2 separate regions of the Homo sapiens genome follow, and region 1 is linked to region 2. A link is a loop called in an ENCODE intact Hi-C map of the cell type or tissue named here. Cell type or tissue: endothelial cell of umbilical vein. All regions are shown on one strand. Region 1 overlaps ODF2 (outer dense fiber of sperm tails 2). Region 2 overlaps CERCAM (cerebral endothelial cell adhesion molecule).

Region 1 (5,000 bases), 56 kb after region 2:
GTGTCTTGGTTTTATCCCCATTTTCTTTTTTTTTTTTTTTTTTGAGACGGAGTCTTGCTCTGTCGCCCAGGCTGGAGTGCAGGGGCACGATCTCACCTTACTGCAAGCTCCGCTTTCGGGTTCATGCCATCCTCCTGCCTCAGCCTCCCGAGTAGCTGGGACTACAGGCGCCCGCCACCACGCCCGGCTAATTTTTTGTACCTTTAGTAGAGACAGGATTTCACTGTGTTAGCCAGGATGGTCTTGATCTCCTAACCTTGTGATCCGCCCACCTCGGCCTCCCAAAGTGCTGGGATTATAGGCGTGAGCCACCGCGCCCGGCCTGGTTTTATCCCCATTTTCTTTAATGATTATATATTGCTTTTGGATTAAGAAAAAACAGAAGTCATTTATTTGCATCTCTATTCACTTGAGGTGGTAACATTAGGAGTCTTACCTGCTTCTCGGTGCTTCTCTCAGGGAAAGTGCTCTGTGGGTTAGAGTAGGGGGCCTTTCCTTTTCTGGTTCTTTGGATAGAGTTGAGGGTAGGAGGTCCACCTGAAGCAGAACCTTCCTGTGGGTTACTCATGAGCCATCCCTTCCAGGCCAGCTTTGCTCCAATGGAGGACAAACTCAACCAGGCACACCTCGAGGTCCAGCAGCTGAAGGCCTCAGTGAAGAACTATGAGGGGATGATTGACAACTATAAGAGTCAGGTAGGCCTCACTGGGGCCCTGGCCCTTCTGAGCAGTGCCCTCCCTGCCCCCATCAGACTGGGGGCTCCCTACCAGGCCACTCCCAGGGAGGGTTGGGTATGGAAGATGGTTTTCATCAAAACGTGGCTCTACCTAAGATGAACCACAGTGTTGTTGGTCCCTAGGTGATGAAGACCAGATTGGAGGCTGATGAAGTAGCTGCCCAGCTAGAACGCTGTGACAAAGAGAACAAGATCCTTAAAGATGAGATGAACAAAGAGATTGAGGCGGTACTGCTTTCCTTCCTTGTTTTCTTCTCCTACCCAATTCCATATCTAACTCAATGACTGTGAGTCTGTTCCCCTTGTTTGCCTTTGACCCTACCTGATTTGGGCAACAAAGGTGAGCTCATTTTCTCATTGGTGGGCTCATCCACTCTACCCTGTGCCTCTCTCTCCTTTGTCTCTTTCTTGTTTCCTCTCTTCTCTCTCTCATGCTGCTGCTTTGTCTTTTTTTTTTTTTTCTCTTGGTTTTCTTCTACCTCCTTTTCAATTTTCTTAAAATAACAACAACAAAAAAACTCTCCTGGCTGGGCACGGTCTCTCACACCTGTAATCCCAGCACTTTGGGAGACTGAGGCAGGCAGGTCAACTGAGGTTGGGAGTTCAAGACCAGCCTGACCAACATGGTGAAACCCCTGTCTCTACTAAAAATACAAAATTAGCCGGGTCTGGTGGCGCATGCCTGTAATCCCAGCTACTCGGAAGGCTGAGGCAGGAGAATCGCTTGAACCCAGGAGGTGGAGGTAGCAGTGAGCCGTCATTGTGCCACTACGCTCTAGCCTGGGCAACAAGAGTAAATACTCTGTCTCAAAACAAACAAACAAACAAACAAAAAACCTCATGCTTGGAGCATCCAAGTAGACAGAAATCTACAGTTATGCCAGGTCTTTGGCATGCCTATTTCATTCTATATGGTGTCCTTATTTTGTACCAGCCAGAAAATATGTCTCCCATCCTCTTCCCAAAGAGCCTTATTCTTCTACAGATGGTTTGGCTGATTAGAGCAGCGGGATTATCTTAATGGTTACCTTGGAGATGGGCTGAGTCCAGGCTCAGCCACTAATTTGTTTCATAACCTTGGGCAAGTCAAGCCCCTCTCTGGTCCTCAGTCTCCGTGTTAAGTACAAGGATGGACTTAGACCAGATATTTCTCCCTTTCCCTCTGACCTGTAGCATTGTGACTGCTTTCCTAGGGGCTTTAGAGTTAGACTTTTAAAATTTATTTTATTTTTTTTGAGACAGAGTCTTGCTGTGTCACCCAGGCTGGAGTGCAGTGGTGTGATCTCAGCTCACTGCAACCTCCACCTCCCGGGTTCAAGTGATTCTCCTGCCTCAGCGTCCCAAGTAGCTGGGACTACAGGCGTGTGCCACCATTCCCAGCTAATTTTTGTATTTTTAGTAGAGACAGGGTTTCACCTTGTTGGCCAGGGTGGTGTCGAACTCCTGACCTCAAATAATCTGCGCCCCTTGGCTTTCCAGAGTGCTAGATTACAGGTGTGAGCCACTGCACCTGGCTTGGAGTTAGACTAGACTTTAATCCTGTGTTTACCAGTTTTTAGCTGAATGACCTTGGGCAAATGACTTAGCTCTCTTGATGCTTACTATACTTGTATGGGGACAGCATCACCTATTTTACAGGTTGTCTGAATTAAATGAGCAAGTGTGCAGAGAGCCCCTGGTACAATGCCTGGGTCTTGGTGTTTACTGTGTGGTTGCCATTGTTACGGGATAACTAAATGAATGGCAAGCCACCTGCTCAATGGCCAGCGGGGAGTGTAGGCCACACTTCTGCTGTGGATTTTGCAGGATCCTCCACTGGGGACTGTGTCAGCCCTGCCCTAACTCTAAAGGACTCTGCCTGGCTCCACTAGGAGCCAGGTCTTTCCTAACTGTGGGTCTTTCCTTCCTGTGGGTCTTTCCTTCCTGTTTCAGGCACGAAGGCAGTTCCAGTCTCAGCTGGCTGACCTGCAGCAGCTCCCTGACATCCTGAAGATCACGGAGGCGAAGCTGGCTGAGTGCCAAGACCAACTGCAGGGCTATGAGCGGAAGAACATCGACCTCACAGCCATCATATCAGACCTGCGCAGCCGGGTAAGGGACTGGCAGAAAGGGTCCCACGAACTGACCCGAGCAGGGGCCCGCATACCAAGATGAGCTGCACGCCCCCCAAGGGAGGACTACTTCCTTTTTCTTGGCTGCTGCTTTTTAAAAGGAGTGAGCTATCATCAGTGCTGTGAAATAAAAGTCTGGTGTGCCAAATGCCATGTGTTTGCACAAAGTGATTGTAGTTATAGGAGCCGTCACTTGCGTGGAGTCACTGGGCCCTCCTGCTGTTGCCCCCACCCAAGACTGCTGCCTCTGCCTGTGTGCTCCGCAGCTGTCCTCAGCTCCACACCCACAGCTGGGAGATGCCAGCAGACACCGAGCCGTAGAATTTCTTTTTTTCTCTTGCTTTAGCTGCTTCTCCTGACTCTTTAACAGATGCACTGCCTGAGATTCTGTCCTGAAAGAAGCAAGCATCCCTTTCTCCCAGAAGCAGTCTGTCTCTGGGTTACTGGAACCATGCCTACGGCCTGCAGTGTCCAAGAAATTATATACCACTCATTTGCAGCGTGACCTTGGGCAAGGCCCCTTTCCCACTCTTGACGTGTGTACTTGTGATAATTAGAAAAGGGGCTACCATTTTTTGAGCACCTCTTCTGTGTTCCTGCATTCTCTCATTTAATTCCATCAGGAACTCTGTGAGGTGCATGTGTTATTTTCCCCATTTTACAGAAAGCAGCCCAAGGCATAGAGAGGAGAAGTAATTCCCCACCATCACAGAGCTAGTACCTAGTAAGCAGGGATTGGAACCCAGCCAGCTCTGTCTGGTTCCCAAGCCCACATTCTCAGTACTGTAACCTTACATTGCCTGCCTTCTCCGTTGAACCTGAGCATTCTCAGGGACTTTGAGCCTTGATAGCTGAGGCTTCTGCATAAAACAGCCCTCTGGGTAAATTCTCAAACTTGCCAACTCAAAAGGATTGACAGATTTCCTGTTGTCTTGCCTGCACTTGTCCCCAGTTAAGAGGAGGTTGAGATCAATAGTACCAGCAACATAACAGGTAAAGCTCTGTGGTTGGTTTGTATGGGCCAGTTAGCCCTGCCAGCTGTTTCTGCCTTCTCATGTCTGTCCTGGATCCTAGCTGGGTCTCTCTGAGTGGCCTCCCCTGATCGAGAAAGCATCTTTGTCATTCTTTAGCATCAAACCTGGTTTCTCCCAGTGTGGGGAGAGCCTTTTGTCTTTGGAGTTGGGCCTAACCTGTCCCTGCTGTCCTTTCTCCTCTAGGTTGTGCGTTGAGACTTGGACACCTGCTGAGGGCACTGTGCCCCTTTCCTGGGTGTGGACAACAGGTCATAGGGAAAGGGGAGGGCTCTAGCGGGAAATTCCTTTGTAAACCAGTCTGTGTTCCTGTCATTTTAGATCGAACACCAGGGGGACAAGCTGGAGATGGCGAGAGAGAAACATCAGGCTTCCCAGAAGGAAAATAAACAGCTGAGTCTGAAGGTGGATGAACTGGAGAGGTTAGAGGCACTTGGTCCCATCTCTGTCCTCTTCCTAGGACCTGAGACTTTCAGCCACTTAGCTGTTTTTTGCTTAGTGTGCGGAAGTGTTGAGGGACTCGAGGCCCTGGAAGGTACTAGGCAGACCTCAGAGGAAAAGCTGCTTCCATTTCAGTGGTAAGCATTGTGGGAGAGAGCAAGGGGGCCTCTCAGCCTGGGGAGACACTCCATGACAGCATGATCAGGATCTGCCCACCTGTAGGCACCACCTGTCCCAAAAGGCATGCCTGGTCCAGGCCTGCCAGGAGGGCCCAGTTTGAATGGAGCAGCCAGTATACTGTGGTGGGGGCACTTCCCCACTCTTTTCTGCCCTTTCTTGCCAGTCACCCTTCCCAAGACCTTTCTGATCTGACCGTTCTCTGTTATTTACGGATTGTTGGAGGCAGTCAGAGGTGAAGGGTACGGCTTTGGGAATCAGAAGCCCTGGCCTTGGGGCCCAGCTCTGCCACTTACCAGCATTGTGATCTTGAGCAAATCATTTAATTCCTTTGAAGCTCAATTTCCTCCTTTTGAGGAAAGGGTCAAGGTAGAGTTTATCTATCTATCTATCTATCTATCTATCATCTATCTATCATGTCACTCTGTCACCCAGGCTGGAGTGCAGTGGTGCAATCTCAGCTCACTGCAACCTCGACCTCCTGGGCTCAAGCAATTCTCCTGC
Region 2 (5,000 bases):
GGTGAGGCCAGGGCGGGAAGAGGCCCCAGCCCCGTAGACCTTGGCTTGCTCTCCCCTTTGATGGCATAACTGTGTCTGGGGCTGTTTTCCCCTTCTCAGCCTTCTCTCTCCCTCTCCATCTCTAGCTTTGCCTTTATGTTTGTTGTTGTTGTTGTTTGTTTGTTTTTTTTAGACGGAGTCTCGCTCTGTCGCCCAGGCTGGAGTGCAGTGGCGTGATTTTGGCTCACTGCAACCTCTGCCTCTCGGGCTCAAGAGATTCTCCTGCCTCAGCCTCCCCAGTAACTGGGATTACAGGCACCCACCACAAGGCCTGGCTAATTTTTCTATTTTTATTTTTATTTATTTATTTATTTTGAGATGGAGTCTTGCTCTTTTGCCCAGGCTGGAGTGCAGTGGCATGATCTCAGCTCACTGCAACCTCTGCCTCCCGCGTCCCGGATTCAAGCGATTCTCCTGTCTCAGCCTCCCGAGTAGTTGGGACTACAGGCGCCCACCACCACGTCCGGCTAAATTTTGTATTTTTAGTAGAGACAGGGTTTCACCATGTTGGCCAGGCTGGTCTTGAACTCCTGACCTGAGGTGATCTGCCCGCCTCAGCTTCCCAATGTGCTGGGATTACAGGCGTGAGCCACCGCGCCTGGCCTTTTGTATTTTTAGTAGAGACAGGGTGTCATCATGTTGGCCAGGCTGGTTTTCAACTCCTGACCTCAAATGATCCAGCCGTCTCGGTCTCCCAAAGTGCTGGGGATTACAGGCGTGAGCCACTGTGCCTGGCCTCTGTGTCTGTCTATAATTGTACCTTCAGCTGTCTCCGCATCCCTCTCTAGCTTTTTCCCTCTCTGTCTGTCTCTGCCCCTGTTTTCCTATATCTGTCAGTGTCTGTCTGTCTCTGATTCTGTCTGACTCTAATTCTCTTTCTCTTCCTGCTCCTCCTGTCCCACCAGGTCCAGGTGATGACTGCAAAGCAGTGTCCAGGAGCAGGCCACTACTGCCCAGAGAGCAGAGGAGGAGGTTGTTGGCAGGGACTGCAGATCCTGTCAGACCTGGCCACCACCTTGGGCATGGCCACTCTGCCCTCTGGACCTGTCTTTCATCGGGAGAAACCACTCAGAGATGGATCCCATTCCCTAAAGGTCTCACAGCAAAGGAGCAGGACTCCCAGGCCCCTGTACCCTGCCTGGCCTGATTCAGGGCCTTGTGGCCCCCAGCTTCTGTTTCAAGCTGGGCAGACCCCAGGATCCCTTCCCTCCCTAAGGACTCAGCTGAGGGGCCCCTCTGCCCCCTTCTACCTCCACCTCAGCACCCTCCCCCAGCTTGATGTTTGGGTCTCCCCAGCACCCTCCTCCCTGGCCGGTGCAAAGTACAGGGAGGTAAAGCAGGACCCTTGCAGACATGTTGCCCAGCACACAGTAGGCCCTCAATAAAAGCCATTTGCACTTTAAATATATATATGTATGTATATATATGTATATATATATATATATATATATGTATGTATGTGTATGTGTATATATATATATATATATATATATATATATGTATGTATGTATGTATGTATATATATATTTTTTGACACAGGGTCTCCCTCTGTTGCCCAGGCTGAAGTGCAATGGCGCAAACCCAGCTCACTGCAGCCTCAACCTCCTGGGCTCAGGCAATCTTCCTGCTTCAGCCTCCCATGTAGCTGGACCACAGGCACATGCCACCATGCCTGGCCACATTTTTTTTTGTAGAGACTGGGTTTTGCATGTTGCCCAGGCTGGTCTCAAACTCCTGGGCTCAAACAATCTATCCACCTCGGCCTCCCACAGTGCTGGGATGAGAGGCGTGAGCCACTGCACCCTGCCACTTTATATATATACATATATATACACGTATATACGTATATATACACGTATATATACATATATACGTGTATATACACGTATATACACATACACGTATATACACGTATATACACATACACGTATATACACGTATATACACATACACGTATATACACGTATATACACATACACGTATATACACGTATATACACACACGTATATACACGTATATACACACACGTATATACACGTATATACACACACGTATATACACGTATATACACACACGTATATACACGTATATACACACACGTATATACACGTATATACACACACGTATATACACGTATATATACGTGTATATATGTACACATACGTGTATATACATGTATATATGTATACATACATATATATACATGTATATATATTTGTTTGTTTTTAAGACAGAGTCTCGCTCTGTCACCCAGGCTGGAGTGCAGTGGTGTGATCTCGGCTCACTGCAGCCTCCGCCTCTTGGGTTGAAGCGATTCTCCTTCCTCAGCCTCCCTAGTAGCTGGGATTACAGGCATGTGCCACCACGCCCAGCTAATTTTTGTATTTTTACTTTATATTTTTTAACTCATGGCTGAGCCTCTGCATCTCAGCTGGCCTGGGAGGAGGCTTCCTGATCTATGGTTGAGCAATTGGAGGGACAGAGAGGGGAGGACAGGTGAGGAGTCAGGCCGATCCAGCATCACCTCTGTGCTGGGTGATCTTGGGTGGGTGCCATCCCTTCCCTGGGCCTTAGTCTACTCTTCGGTCATTGTGGCTGGTTGGGTATAGAGTGGCCTAGCCTGAGCCCGGCTCACAGTGAGTGCTCACCTGTTGGGGCTGATGTGGTCATCCCCGAAGTCATTACCAGCCTCACCTTGCTGGTCAGGGTGGGCCCAGCCAGTCCAAGGGCTGCTGATGTCCCCCGGCCCTTTGGATCATCTCTTGTGCAGCTGAAACCCTGGCTTAGGGGAAGAGGAACCGCCTGGGAGGGGCTGGGGGAGATCCTGGGTTCCCCTCTGGCACTAACCAATGTGGCCACCAGAGGGCGCAAGGTGGCAGAGCCTGGACTTGGCCAGGATGCTCTCTGCTGGGTTGGGGCCAACACCAGGAAGGAAGCATGGGCCATAGGGAAGCTCCCATTGGTGCTGGGGCAACCCGCAGCAGCTCTGCGTCTTCTGCTCTTCTGATGGGAACTGCAGGCCTCTCCCCTGGCCCCAGAGAGTCGGGCTTCTGGGCCCAGCCGCTGTCTGTCATGCCTGCACTCAGGCAGCTGGAGGGGTGGGAGGGGAGATGGCTCCTGGCCTTGGCCATGGCTGCTTTGGCTTCCACCGTTCCTGCTCCTCTTCCATGTGGCCCCCTGACTTGGTTGTGTGAGCACTCCAGTCCTGGCAGAGCCTGACAGGCACTCCCTGAGGTTGGGGTATCCCTTGGCTCTGTCCTGGGGTTGAGGTCCAGGACCTGGCACGGCTGTGAGAAGGACCTTGGGCTGGAGCTGTGGACTCGGTGCTTTATTCGTTCTAAGATGAAAGTCATTCATTCTGGATGGCTATGACCTTGAGCGACTCACTTCTCTCCAGGCTCCAGGTGTCCCCTTCATTCATTTGTTAACCTTTATTAAGCACCTCCCATGGGCCGCAGTCAGGCCCTGGGGATTCAGCAGTGAATGAAACTGACAAAACCCCTGACCTCATTAAACTGACATTCTTTTTTTTCTTTTTTTTTTGTGGCGGAGTCTCACTCTATCACCTTCTGTCACCACACCCGGCCAAAACTGACATCCTAATGAGGGATGCAGACAAAAACAAAGAAAGATCAGAGGGTGTGAATTGCTATAGAGAAAAATGAGAAGCGGAGAGATACAAAGTAAGATCTGAGAAGTTAACACCTGAACAAAGACGCAGGAGTGGGCCAGGCATAGTTGCTCATGCCTGTAATCCTAGCACTTTGGAAGGCCTAAGCAGATGGATCACTGGAGGCCAGGAGTTTGAGACCAGCCTGGCCAACATAGGGAAATCCCATCTCTATTAAAAATACAAAAATTAGTCAGGTGTGCTAGCGGGCGCCTGTAATGCCAGCTACTCGGGAGACTGAAGCAGGAGAATCACTTGAACCTGGGAGGTGGAGGTTGCAGTGAGCTGAGCTTGCACCACTGCACTCCAGCTTGGGCGACAGAGTGAGACTCCATCTCAAAAACAAAAGACTTCGCCAGGCAGGGTGGCTCACACCTGTAATCCCACCATTTTGGGAGGGCGAGGCAGGTGGATCACGAGGTCAGGAGTTCAAGACCAGCCTGGCCAAGAGGGTGAAACCCCGTCTCTACTAAAAATACAAAAATTAGCCAGGTGTGGTGGTGGGCGCCTGTAGTCCCAGCTACGTGGGAGGCTGAGGAAGAGAATTGCTTGAACCTGGGAGGCAGAGGTTGCAGTGAGCCGAGATCAAACCACTGCACTCCAGCCTGGGTGACAGAGTGAGACTCCGTCTCAAAAAAAAAAAAAAAATAGACAAAAAAAAAAAAAAAAAAGACTTTAAGGAGGGGAGGGGCTGAGCCTTGGGGATAGCAAAAGGAAGAGCTTCCAAGCAGAAGGAACAGCATATGCAAAGGTCCTGAGGCAGAAGCAGGACTGACAGTGCAGAAGAGAGGAGGACCAGTGTCTAGAGTTGATAGAGCCAAGGCTGGGGCCAGAGCAGGGATGGCCATGAAGGCCATTTTGGCTTTTACTCTGAGATGGAGCCCCCAGAGAGATGGAGGCAAAGAAGTAACCATCTAACTTACATTTTTACATGATCACCCTGGCAGAGATGTGGCATGATCTCATGTAGTGTTATAAGATCACACCGGCTACTGTGCTGAGAATAAACTGTAGGCAGGTCCATGGAAGAAACAGTGAGACCAGTTAGGAACCCACTGTAATAATTCAAGCATGGCTGGGCGTGGTGGCTTATGCGTATAATCCTAGCACTTTGGGAGGCTGAGACGGGTGGATCACCTGAGGTCAGGAGTTCGAGACCAGCCTGGCCAACATGGTGAAACCTCATCTCTACTAAAAATACAAAAAAGTCGGGCGTGGTGGTGGGTGCCTGTAATCCCAGCTACTCAGGAGGCTGAGGCAGGAGAATTGCTTGAACCCGGGAGGTGGAGGC

Evidence for each region. A loop is a pair of places that touch in the nucleus more often than their neighbours do. Peaks named below come from ENCODE experiments on the same cell type or tissue, not always from the same donor. Only the 100,000 strongest peaks of a DNase experiment are listed, where the experiment ranks them.
Region 1: a loop joins it to region 2, with 5 times the contacts of the local background. A loop is called at or near these places in 8 of 110 quality-filtered maps.

Annotation. Positions count from the first base shown.
Region 1 is chr9:128,491,842-128,496,841 of GRCh38, forward strand. It overlaps ODF2 (outer dense fiber of sperm tails 2), which reads left to right. Exons shown (of 21, transcript NM_001351578.2): 15 at 585-695; 16 at 860-964; 17 at 2,669-2,827; 18 at 4,200-4,300. Among named protein-coding and RNA genes, the nearest start is that of GLE1, 10 kb to the right of the region's middle. RefSeq lists enhancers at 2,945-3,445, 3,989-4,283. In endothelial cell of umbilical vein, a CTCF peak has its summit at 4,195; a DNase peak (open chromatin) is centred at 2,750; H3K27ac peaks cover 2,293 bases.
Region 2 is chr9:128,435,905-128,440,904 of GRCh38, forward strand. CERCAM (cerebral endothelial cell adhesion molecule) reads left to right here. Exons shown (of 13, transcript NM_016174.5): 12 at 1; 13 at 945-1,443. The coding sequence ends at 1. Among named protein-coding and RNA genes, the nearest start is that of CERCAM, 18 kb to the left of the region's middle. RefSeq lists a silencer at 2,714-2,887. In endothelial cell of umbilical vein, a CTCF peak has its summit at 2,893 (motif pointing right); a DNase peak (open chromatin) is centred at 2,937.